Linked DNA regions of Homo sapiens: region 2 is linked to region 1. A link is a contact called in ENCODE Hi-C or POLR2A ChIA-PET data. All regions are on one chromosome and are shown on one strand. Each heading gives the region's core, a stretch centred on a gene start or an enhancer-like site at or near the end of the contact. The rest is flanking DNA. Distances are from core to core; before and after follow the strand shown. Region 1 holds the start of MLLT1 (MLLT1 super elongation complex subunit). Region 2 overlaps MLLT1 (MLLT1 super elongation complex subunit).

Region 1 (4,343 bases), core at 578-3,077:
ATTCTCTCTTTAAAAATTATATCTTTGTTCAGGGCGCAGTGGCTCATGCCTATAGTCCTAGCACTTTGGGAGGCCATGGCAGGAGGATTGCCTGAGGCCAGGAGTTGGAGACCAGCTTGGGCAACATAGTGAGATCGCTCTTTCTATAAATAAATAAATAACCAAACTAGCCGGGCGTGGTGACATGAGCCTGCAGTCAGTCCTAGTTGCTTGAGAGGCTGAGGTGGGAGAATTGTTTGAACCCAGGAGGTCTAGGTTACAGTGCGCCACGATTGTGCCACTGCACTCCAGCAGAGACCTCATCTCAAAAAAAAAATCTTTATTGACAAATAATAACTGTATATATGTATGGGGTACACCTTGATGCTTTGGTACATGTATACATTATGGAATAAACAAATCAGGCTAATTGACATATCCATCACCACATATACTTATCAATTATTTATGGTGAGAACATTCAAAATCCACTTTTAGCATTTTTTTTCTTTTTTTTCTCTTTTTTGAGACAGAGTCTTGCTCTGTCACTCAGGCTGGAGTGCAGTGGCATGATCTCATCTCACTGCAACCTCTGCCTCCCTGGTTCAGGCGATTCTCCTGCCTCAGCCTCCTGAGTAGCTAGAATTACAGGCACACACCACCACGCCCGGCTAATTTTTGTATTTTTTTAGTAGAGATGGGATTTCACCATGTTGGCCAGGCTGGTCTTGAACTTCTGACCTCAGGTGATCCGCCCCCCTCAGCCTCCCAAAGTGTTGGGATTACAGGCGTGAGCCACCGCATCTGGCCGCTTTTAGCAATTTTAAAATATAAAATTACATTATTATGTAGTCACCTTGCTGTGTGATGGATCGCCAGAACTTATTCTTCGTGTCTAACTGAAAACATGTGACTCTCTTGGGTCATTTGAATGTAGCACGATTTCAAATTTGTATCATTCAAATTAGCATGAAGAATCACACAGTACTGTTCTTCAACCTATTTCACAGATGCACAAACTGAGACTCAGGGAAAGGTGAAGAAGGGGCTGACCAGGTTTGCCAAGGATTATGCAAGATTAGAAAATTAATCTCCACTTTGGGAGGTTGAGGCAGGCGGATCACTTGAGGTCAGGAGTTCGAGACCAGCCTGGCCAACATGGCAAAACCCCGTCTCTACTAAAAATACAAAAATTAGCTGGGCATAATGGCGAGCTCCTGTAATCCCAGCTACTCGGGAGGCTGAGGCAGTAGAATCTCTTGAACCTGGGAGGTGGAGGTTGCAGTGAGCTGAGATCGTGCTAGTACACTCTAGCCTAGGCCACAGAGCGAGACGTGTCTCATAAAAAAAAAAAAGAAAAGAAAATTAATCTCCAGTTCCAGAGCCCAGGGCTCGTTCCATTACATAGCAGCATCATGAGGTCAGGAAACAAAAGTGTCCCTACCGGGGGGGCTGGGGGATCCCTCCACAGGGCTCGAACCCGTAACCTCAGTTCCAGCCCCCGGGACGCTCCCGCCCTGGAGGCTCCAGCCACGAGGCAGCGCCCCCTGCGGGCCGCAGCGCGCAGGCGCCGCGCGCCCGTCCCGCCCCCGCCCCCCTCCACGTGCGGCGCACACCTCGCGCTCCCCTCCGCCAGGCTCGCCTCGCGCCTCCCTCCCTCCCTCCTCCCGCCCCTCCGGTCCCGGCCTCCCATTGGCTGCGGGCTTCGTCCCTCCGGCCGCAGCCCGGCAGGCCCCCGCCAGGCAGGAAGTCCCGCGCCACAAGCGGCCGTCCGCGCCGTCGATTGGCCCAGGTGGCTGTCAGTCGATGCGGCGGGCCCTAGTCGGCGGCGGGGGCCCGTGATCGGTGCGCGACCCGGGCTGGCGGTGGTTTCCGGTTCCGCGGGGCTGGCGGGCGAGCGGGCGGCCGGGATCGGCGGCGGCGGCGGCGGCGGCGGCGCTTGACAGACAATGAGGGCGGCGGGGCGGCGTTGAGCGGCGGCGGCGGCGGCGGCGGCGGCGAGCGACGCGGGGCCCGGGGGCGGGGCGGGGCGCCAGCCATGGACAATCAGGTGAGGAGCGGCCGCGCCGCCCCTGCGCAGCCCGCCCGGCCCCCTCCCGCCCGCCGGCCCGCCCGGCCCTCCCCGGTCCCGGCCTCCCCGCTCCGCGCCCGCCCGCCCGCTTTGTGCGCGCCCGCCGCTCCTCGGGCCTTTATGTGGGGCGGGGGCGCCCCTCCCCCATCCGCGACCCCGGCCAGGGCGCCTCGGACACCCTTCGGGACCCGGGCCGGGCCCGGAGCCCCTTGGGACGCCCCTGGTGACCCCCCAGCCTGGCTCGGAGACCCCCGGGAGACCCCTCGGAACGCCAGTCCGACCTGCATCCACCTGGGACGCCCCTGGGGACCCCAGCCCGGCTTAGGGACCTCAAGACAGCTCTCGGGACTTCAGCCTGGCCCAGAGCTCCTTCCAGGCACTTCCTGGGATCTGGGCCCTGTTCAGACCCCTCCCGGGGCCCCTCGGATCTGCCCAGTAGACCTTTCCGTCTCTAGGTCCAGGGCCAGTCACTGTCTCCTTTCCTGTCTGGACCCTTGTCCCCGAGTCGCCTCAAACTCCCAGAGTCCCCAACCTGCTGTCTGTCTTCCCTTCAACCTCAGCTCAGATATGAGGCGTCCCCGGCCCCCTGGGACCCTGCTCTGCGGCGTCTCTCTTCCTTGAACCCCGGCCCAGCCTAAGCTTTATCTCCACCCATCCCCTACCTGGACCTGAGCCTTCTCTCCCGTCTGATCCTGCCCCGGCTGCAGCCAGGGCATCCCTTTCTCTCCCAACCCCAGCCCTGGCCTGAGCTCCTCTGACTCCCTAGGACCCTGGCCTTCGGTCTTCTGCTGCAGGGACTCAGGCCTGTTTGGAGTGTCCCCTCTCTTTGTACTTGCTTTTTCAGACTTCTTTCTTTGACCCACCCTGCCGCCTCAGCCCCCTTCTAGTTTCAGGCCCTGGTCACTCTCCCTCGGACCCGGCGGGGCTGTCTCTTTCACCTTCAGACCCTCTGCTCTGAGACCAGGACCAGGAGCAGTTTCTTCTCTGACCTGGATTCCCCAGACCTTTGAGTCACTGATGGCCTGCTGTTCCCCTCAGCTTGGGCCCTCTCCGCCCCTGGGATCCTGATTTAGGCTTCCCCACACTTGACCCCAGTCCAGATCTCCCTCCCAGGCTGGTTGGTCACGTCACAGTCCTGCAGTCTCCTGTACAACCTTTGCCTTCAGGATCTCCCACTTCATCTAACGCCCATCAGCCTGATGAGTCCTGATGTCTCTTTCAGCCACTACCCTCTCCCTCCTTCCACCTCATTTTCTGTTTTTTTCCCCCAGGATCTTAGAGCCTCAGTTGAAACCCAGGGTGGGTGGGTGGGTTCCCCAACCTCCCTAAACGCTCTGGACGGCCCCTCCCCATTGGTCTGTGTTGGTTCTCATAAACACGAGGCCTTCCTGCACCCTGGCACCCCCTTTACCCAACTCTGCGCTGCCTCTTCTCCAATACCCAAGCCCCTACCCCTCTTCCTCAAGCCCAGAAGCATTGCTGGCCCCCAACATGGGATCATTTCTTCCTCCTCCTCTGCTGCCCTGGCTTTCAGGGGCACCAGGCCAGGAAAGGTGTTGTGGGGCTGTGGGGGTGGCAGCCAAAATCTCCGCCGTTAGAGAGGGCAGGTTGGGGCGTCCCTGGCTGCTGGCGCCACTGAAGTGGCACTGTCTGTGTGGTTTCATGGGTGGGGGGCAAGAATCCTCCCTCCTGCCCATCTCGGCGCCTGTGGCACAGGGTCATGGAGACAGGTGTCTCATGCTTCTGGCACCCAGTTCCCATGGCTTCCCATCTGGTTTGGGTGTTGCTGCCTTCTTCTTAAGAGGTAAGGAAGAGTTTGCAGCAGTTGATTGGTGGATTTCCACGGCGTGGTGTGAGTTGATTTCCGTTGAAGGGACAGAGCTTGTTGCTTCCAATCTGTATTGAGTTAAAAACCCAAATGAAATATACCTTTAGTGTCCACTTTCAATGAAGCCCACCTCCAGGCAAGTCCCGCTGGGCACACAGAGGCATAGGGTATGGCCCCTTTCCTCCTTCCTTAGTCCCTGGGGGAGATGTCCTAGGCCGAAGCGTGTCTGTTCCCCTTGTGATGTGTGGAACCCTGGAGGTCTGGGTGGCTGTCACTTATGTAAGTGGGATGGTGGAAATGGGTGGCATTCCTGGTCTGCGACAGAGGGAGATAAAGGTCTCACTCAGGTGGACAGGTGTGGGAGAGAGCTGGCTTTGCACTGCCCGGTACCACAGTCACCAGCATCTGTGGCTGATTTACATTTAAACTAACTCGAATGACAACTTCAGTTCCTCCATCGCACCA
Region 2 (4,398 bases), core at 913-3,412, 41 kb after region 1:
TCATCGATGCAGGAATTGATTCTGGTTATCGGAAATGCGAAGCACAGAAGGACGCAGGGTAGGAACTGGAGCTCCTCCCTTTTCCTTCCCTCTGCCCCTGAATTCTCCTGCTGTCTCGGGAGGTTCGTAGCTGAGTGTGGGGTCCAGTCTCTCCCTGTGCGTCTGACATCACCCCCACAGCGCTTTTGAATCTGAGAGCTGTAGGGTTCCGTGGTGCTCTCAGTCTCGTGGTTTGCTTTCTTCTCCCAACGGTGTATCCCGGGGGTCTCTGGGCCAGCGTGTGATGAGGAGTAGCACTTGAGTGCCTGTATATGGGGTGGGTTCTGCCTTTCCCACTTCACAGGTGAGGACGCTGAGCACAGATGGGCAACGTCACCTGCGCCGGGTGCCAGCTCCGCTTGGAGCCCGCCCTCTGCGTCACCTGCTGTGTCTGTCGAGCTCCTTCCAGTGGCGGCAGCGTGCTCCACAGTGGAGTTTGAAGTTCAGGGGTACAAGAAGAAAACTCCCCCGCCTCCCCTGACCAGGGCCAGCCTCTTCCAGGCAGGCCTGTAGGTGGCTGGCTTTCGCTGTTTCACATGGGGCTGCAGGCCCTGAGCACATGTGTGGGAGGGGGCGGGGCCTCTGGGGTCTCCCTGGCCTCCCAGGCTGAGCGGTCAGGCAGGCGTGAAGGGGCCTGGGCTAATGCTGCCCACACTGTCCTCCCAGCCAGAGGCACCGGTGGCCTTTCTGCCTCTTTCCTGTTTGATTCCTGCCTCTCTCTGAGGCTCAGAGAGGTGCAGCAGCCCGTCCAGGGTCACACAGTGAGCCAGTGCTGAGCCGCTTCAGCATCCAGGAGTCCTCTGACTCCTGGTCAGAGGTTTTCAGCCCACATGGTGCTGTTTTACCTAAGCCTTAAAAAAAAAAAAGTTTTTCTTTTGATGACAAAGCCAAGGTGATATATGCAGATTACAAGGAATTGAAATCCTCTCCATGATAAGCAATGTTTGTCCTGCCAAAACAGTTCTCTGTGTGCGTGAGTCTGAGTGTGCATGTGAGTGTGTATGTGTACAGGTGTGTGGATGTGAGTGGGTGTGTATATGTACATAGGTGTGTGTGTAAGTCTGAGTGTATGAGTGTGGGGGTGTGTGTGTACACGGGTGTGTTTGTGTGTGTGTTTGTACACAGGTAGGTGAGGGATGAGTATGGACGTGTATGAGTGTGTGTACATGGGTGTGTGGGTGGGTGTGTGCATGTGCATGTGTGAGTACACAGGTGTGCATGTGGGTAAGTGTGGGTGTGTGTACGCATGCGTGTGTGCATGTGTGGGCGTGAGTGTGACTCACACCTCTGAACTCCCTGCCCGTGGCCCTCCGGCGTCAGCACAGGCCGCTGTGCCTGGTTCTGGCCAGGGTCCATGTCGTGTTCCCTGGCATTTGTGTCAGCTGTCATTTATCTGACTAGGGGGGACATTTGGCATCTCCGGGTCTCCCTCTGCAGGGGTGCCTCGGTGACCCCTCGTACGTTGGTTTATACTCTGTGGGTATTTCGGTCGGATCGCATCCTGGACGTGGGATTTCAGGGATGAGGTTGTTTGCCTCTTGGGCGTCTTTTTTCCACATTTCTGTCTTCCCTTGCTTTCTTGCCGGACTGTGTGTCAGCCCCATTCCAGTATGCCGTGGACCGGTGAACGCGAGAGCCTAGTGCCTTACAGCTGTGTCCAGAGGAGGGGCAGGGCTCTGTGGACGCGAGAGGCTTTTCATGTGTGGACTAGTGGGTTTGGCACTTACTGGTTCTGTGAGGCTTCGGTAAATGGCCAGATGCCACGAAACCTGAGCTTCCTCTCCTAGCAGCTGGTGAGAGAGTGATGCCCTCCTGGAGTGTTGGTGTGGACTGACTAAGGCGTGGCGGGGTAAGGCCTGTGGCCCCACACCCAGCCCCACAGGGCTCGCTGCCTAGTTCCAAGGTAGCCGCCTGAAGCAGAGCAAGGCGTTTGCTGCTGGCCGGAGAAGGCCCTGGCGGAGGAGGCGTTTGGCTGCTGGCCGGAGAAGGCCCTGGTGGAGAAGGCGTTTGCTGCTGGCCGGAGAAGGCCCTGGCGGAGAAGGTGTTTGCTGCTGGCTGGAGAAGGCCCTGGCGGAGGGCTCCATCTGGGCTCCATGGCGGGGACTTGCCTGGTTCCCCACTGTCTTCCCAGCTCCAGGACAGGGGCAGGGTGGAAGGGACACAGGTGGTGTTGAATTCAAATTGAGAGCTGTGAGGCAGGCTGGGGGCCAAGCCAAGCTTATCTATTTAATTCTCCTTTCTAATATAGATGACGTAAAAAGCATACACAGAAGCAGAGAGAATGGCAGAGCAGCCGCCCCCCACCTCCGGCTCCCACAGCCGCCAGCCTGCATGGGGTGCTTTCTCCTCTCTCCCCGCAAGGGTTGTTTTGAATCAGGTCCTAGACATCACGTCTACTAATCTGCTAATATTTCCTGCTGTGCCTGTAAGATAAGATTCTTAAAACAAAAACCCTAACCACAATATCATTCTGGCTAGAAATTGGTAAATTAGTAATTCTTTAACATTATCACATGCCCAATACCATCAGTTTCCCCTATCATCTCTCACACACACAGTCAGCTCTCTAGAGCCTGCAGCTAGTTCCCTGCAAAAACTGAGGGAAGCTCTGTGTGTGTGGACATACGTCTTTTAAAATTAACGTGTTCATGTCAGGATTCAAGTAAGGTTGGAGCTTCTCTCTGTCTTTCCCTCTTTAAGTCAGGGTCTCACTCTTGCCTAGGTTGCATGCAGTGGCCTGATCATAGCTCATTGCAACCTCGAACTCCTGGGCTTAAGGGATCCTTCTGCCTCAGCCTCCTGAGTAGCTGGTGCTACAGGTGCACTACTACACTCAGCTAATTAAAAAAAATTTTTTTTGTAGAGATGAGATCTCACTGTGTGCATGAGGCTGGACTCAAACTTCCGACCTCAAAGCGATCCTCCCACTTCAGCCTCCCAAAGTGCCGGGATTGCAGGCATGAGCCATTGTGCCAGGCCCAAGCATTTCTCTTGATTGCTTCGTCTCTTAAGCATCTTTTTTTTTTTTTTTTTTTGAGACAAGAGTCTCACTTAGTCGCCCAGGCTGGAGTGGCTCAATCTCCATCATTGCAAGCTCCGCCTCCTGGGTTCATGCCATTCTCCTGCCTCAGCCTCCCGAGTAGCTGGGACTACAGGCGTCCGCCACCACGCCCAGCTAATTTTTTTTTTTTTTTTTTGTATTTTTAGTAGAGATGGGGTTTCACTGTGTTAGCCAGGATGGTCTCGATCTCCTGACCTTGTGATCCACCTGCCTCGGCCTCCCAAAGTGATGGGATTACAGGCGTGAGCCACCGCGCCTGGCCAAAATGTTTTTTTAAGCCCAGCATGTGTCTGTGAACCCTGGGGCCTCAGAGGGGAATGCTGAGCAGCCGCTGGACAAGCTTGGCGGGGCAGAGATGGCCAGGAGACAGCCAGGGTCGGCAGGAGCGGGAAGACCTTGCAGGAGGGCTGGTTGCTCTCCCCTCACATCCAGGATTGGGAGGGAAGGCTGGGTGTCCTCCAGGTGGGGTGTGGGGCAGAGGGAGTGTGGCCTCTCAGAGGTGGTGGCAGCAGCAGGCGCTCCACGCATGGCCCGCCGGCCACAGGGCCTTTGCCTTGCTGTGCCTCGTGCCAAGGCCAGCCTGGCCACTCGGCGCCTGTGATCCTCATCCCAAGGAGCACCAGCAGGCGTGGCGGGCTCGCTGCCTGGACTCCCCACCCCGGGCACGGGATGGTGCATGCTGCAGCCTTTGGCACAGGCACCTGTTTGGCCAGTTCGTCTGCATCTTAGTTTCCCGAGGCCAGAGAGACGCTGGCTCGTGGCCAGCAGCCTGGGAGTGGGGAGCTGCTCGCGACCTGGCCCGGCCCAAGAACACGTGACTCTAGGAGGCTACTGACATTAGTGGGTCACAGCACAGTCCGGCTGGAGTCGCTAAGGGTGTCCCACCTGGGCTGGTTGGCCAGCCACCTTTGACTTTGCCATTGCTCACGGAGCCTGCTGCCAGGCCTCAGGGGCATGAAGGAGCTGCTATCCCAACATCTCCCAGGAGGCTGGTTTCCAGGGGTAGCCAGGAAGGGGTCCGCAGCCCCCTGGGATGCTCCTAAGCTTTGTAGGCCCAGGTCTCGTGTAGAGGGCATGCCGTTTAGTCATTCCCAGTGCCCGTGACTCACTGGCCGCTTCCAGCAGCCAATCTCAATCCCAGGGTGCTGGCCGCAGGGTGCTTCGGGGCGTGACCTCTACCTGGCCGGCAGGGGGTGCCTTCCTTGCTTTTCGGTGCTGCCCCTCTCTGCAGTTGTGAACATGCCGGGTCTCCTCGTCGTGGCTGCCTTCCCTGTTTGGTTTGTGTGGGCAACAGGAAC

The links. Hi-C counts contacts between places; a loop is a spot of excess contacts on that map. ChIA-PET counts read pairs that join two places held with the same protein, here RNA polymerase II (POLR2A). Pooled maps may share reads with other maps.
Region 2: a loop to region 1 is called in a map of endothelial cell of umbilical vein, with 5 times the contacts of the local background. The contact joins the enhancer-like site here to the promoter of MLLT1 in region 1. A Hi-C loop is called at or near these places in 68 of 168 maps with a recorded cell type or tissue (DLD1, GM11168, IMR-90 and 37 more), 9 of 37 single-sample maps with no recorded cell type and 36 of 50 pooled maps. POLR2A ChIA-PET finds 5 or more read pairs at or near these places in 10 of 52 experiments (AG04450, Caco-2, H1 and 7 more).

The regions. Positions count from the first base shown.
Region 1 is chr19:6,277,459-6,281,801 of GRCh38, reverse strand. MLLT1 (MLLT1 super elongation complex subunit) reads left to right here and starts at 1,827. Exons shown (of 12, transcript NM_005934.4): 1 at 1,827-2,029. The coding sequence starts at 2,018. RefSeq lists a silencer at 1,430-1,859 and an enhancer at 2,660-2,739.
Region 2 is chr19:6,236,440-6,240,837 of GRCh38, reverse strand. All of the region lies in intron 3 of MLLT1 (MLLT1 super elongation complex subunit), which reads left to right. Among named protein-coding and RNA genes, the nearest start is that of MLLT1, 41 kb to the left of the region's middle. RefSeq lists an enhancer at 487-988. Within about 2 kb of position 2,162, at least 20 of the 41 ENCODE cell types and tissues checked have a DNase peak (open chromatin) inside an H3K27ac peak, as active enhancers do; they include adrenal gland, ascending aorta, endothelial cell of umbilical vein and 12 more, where a contact is called at or near this core.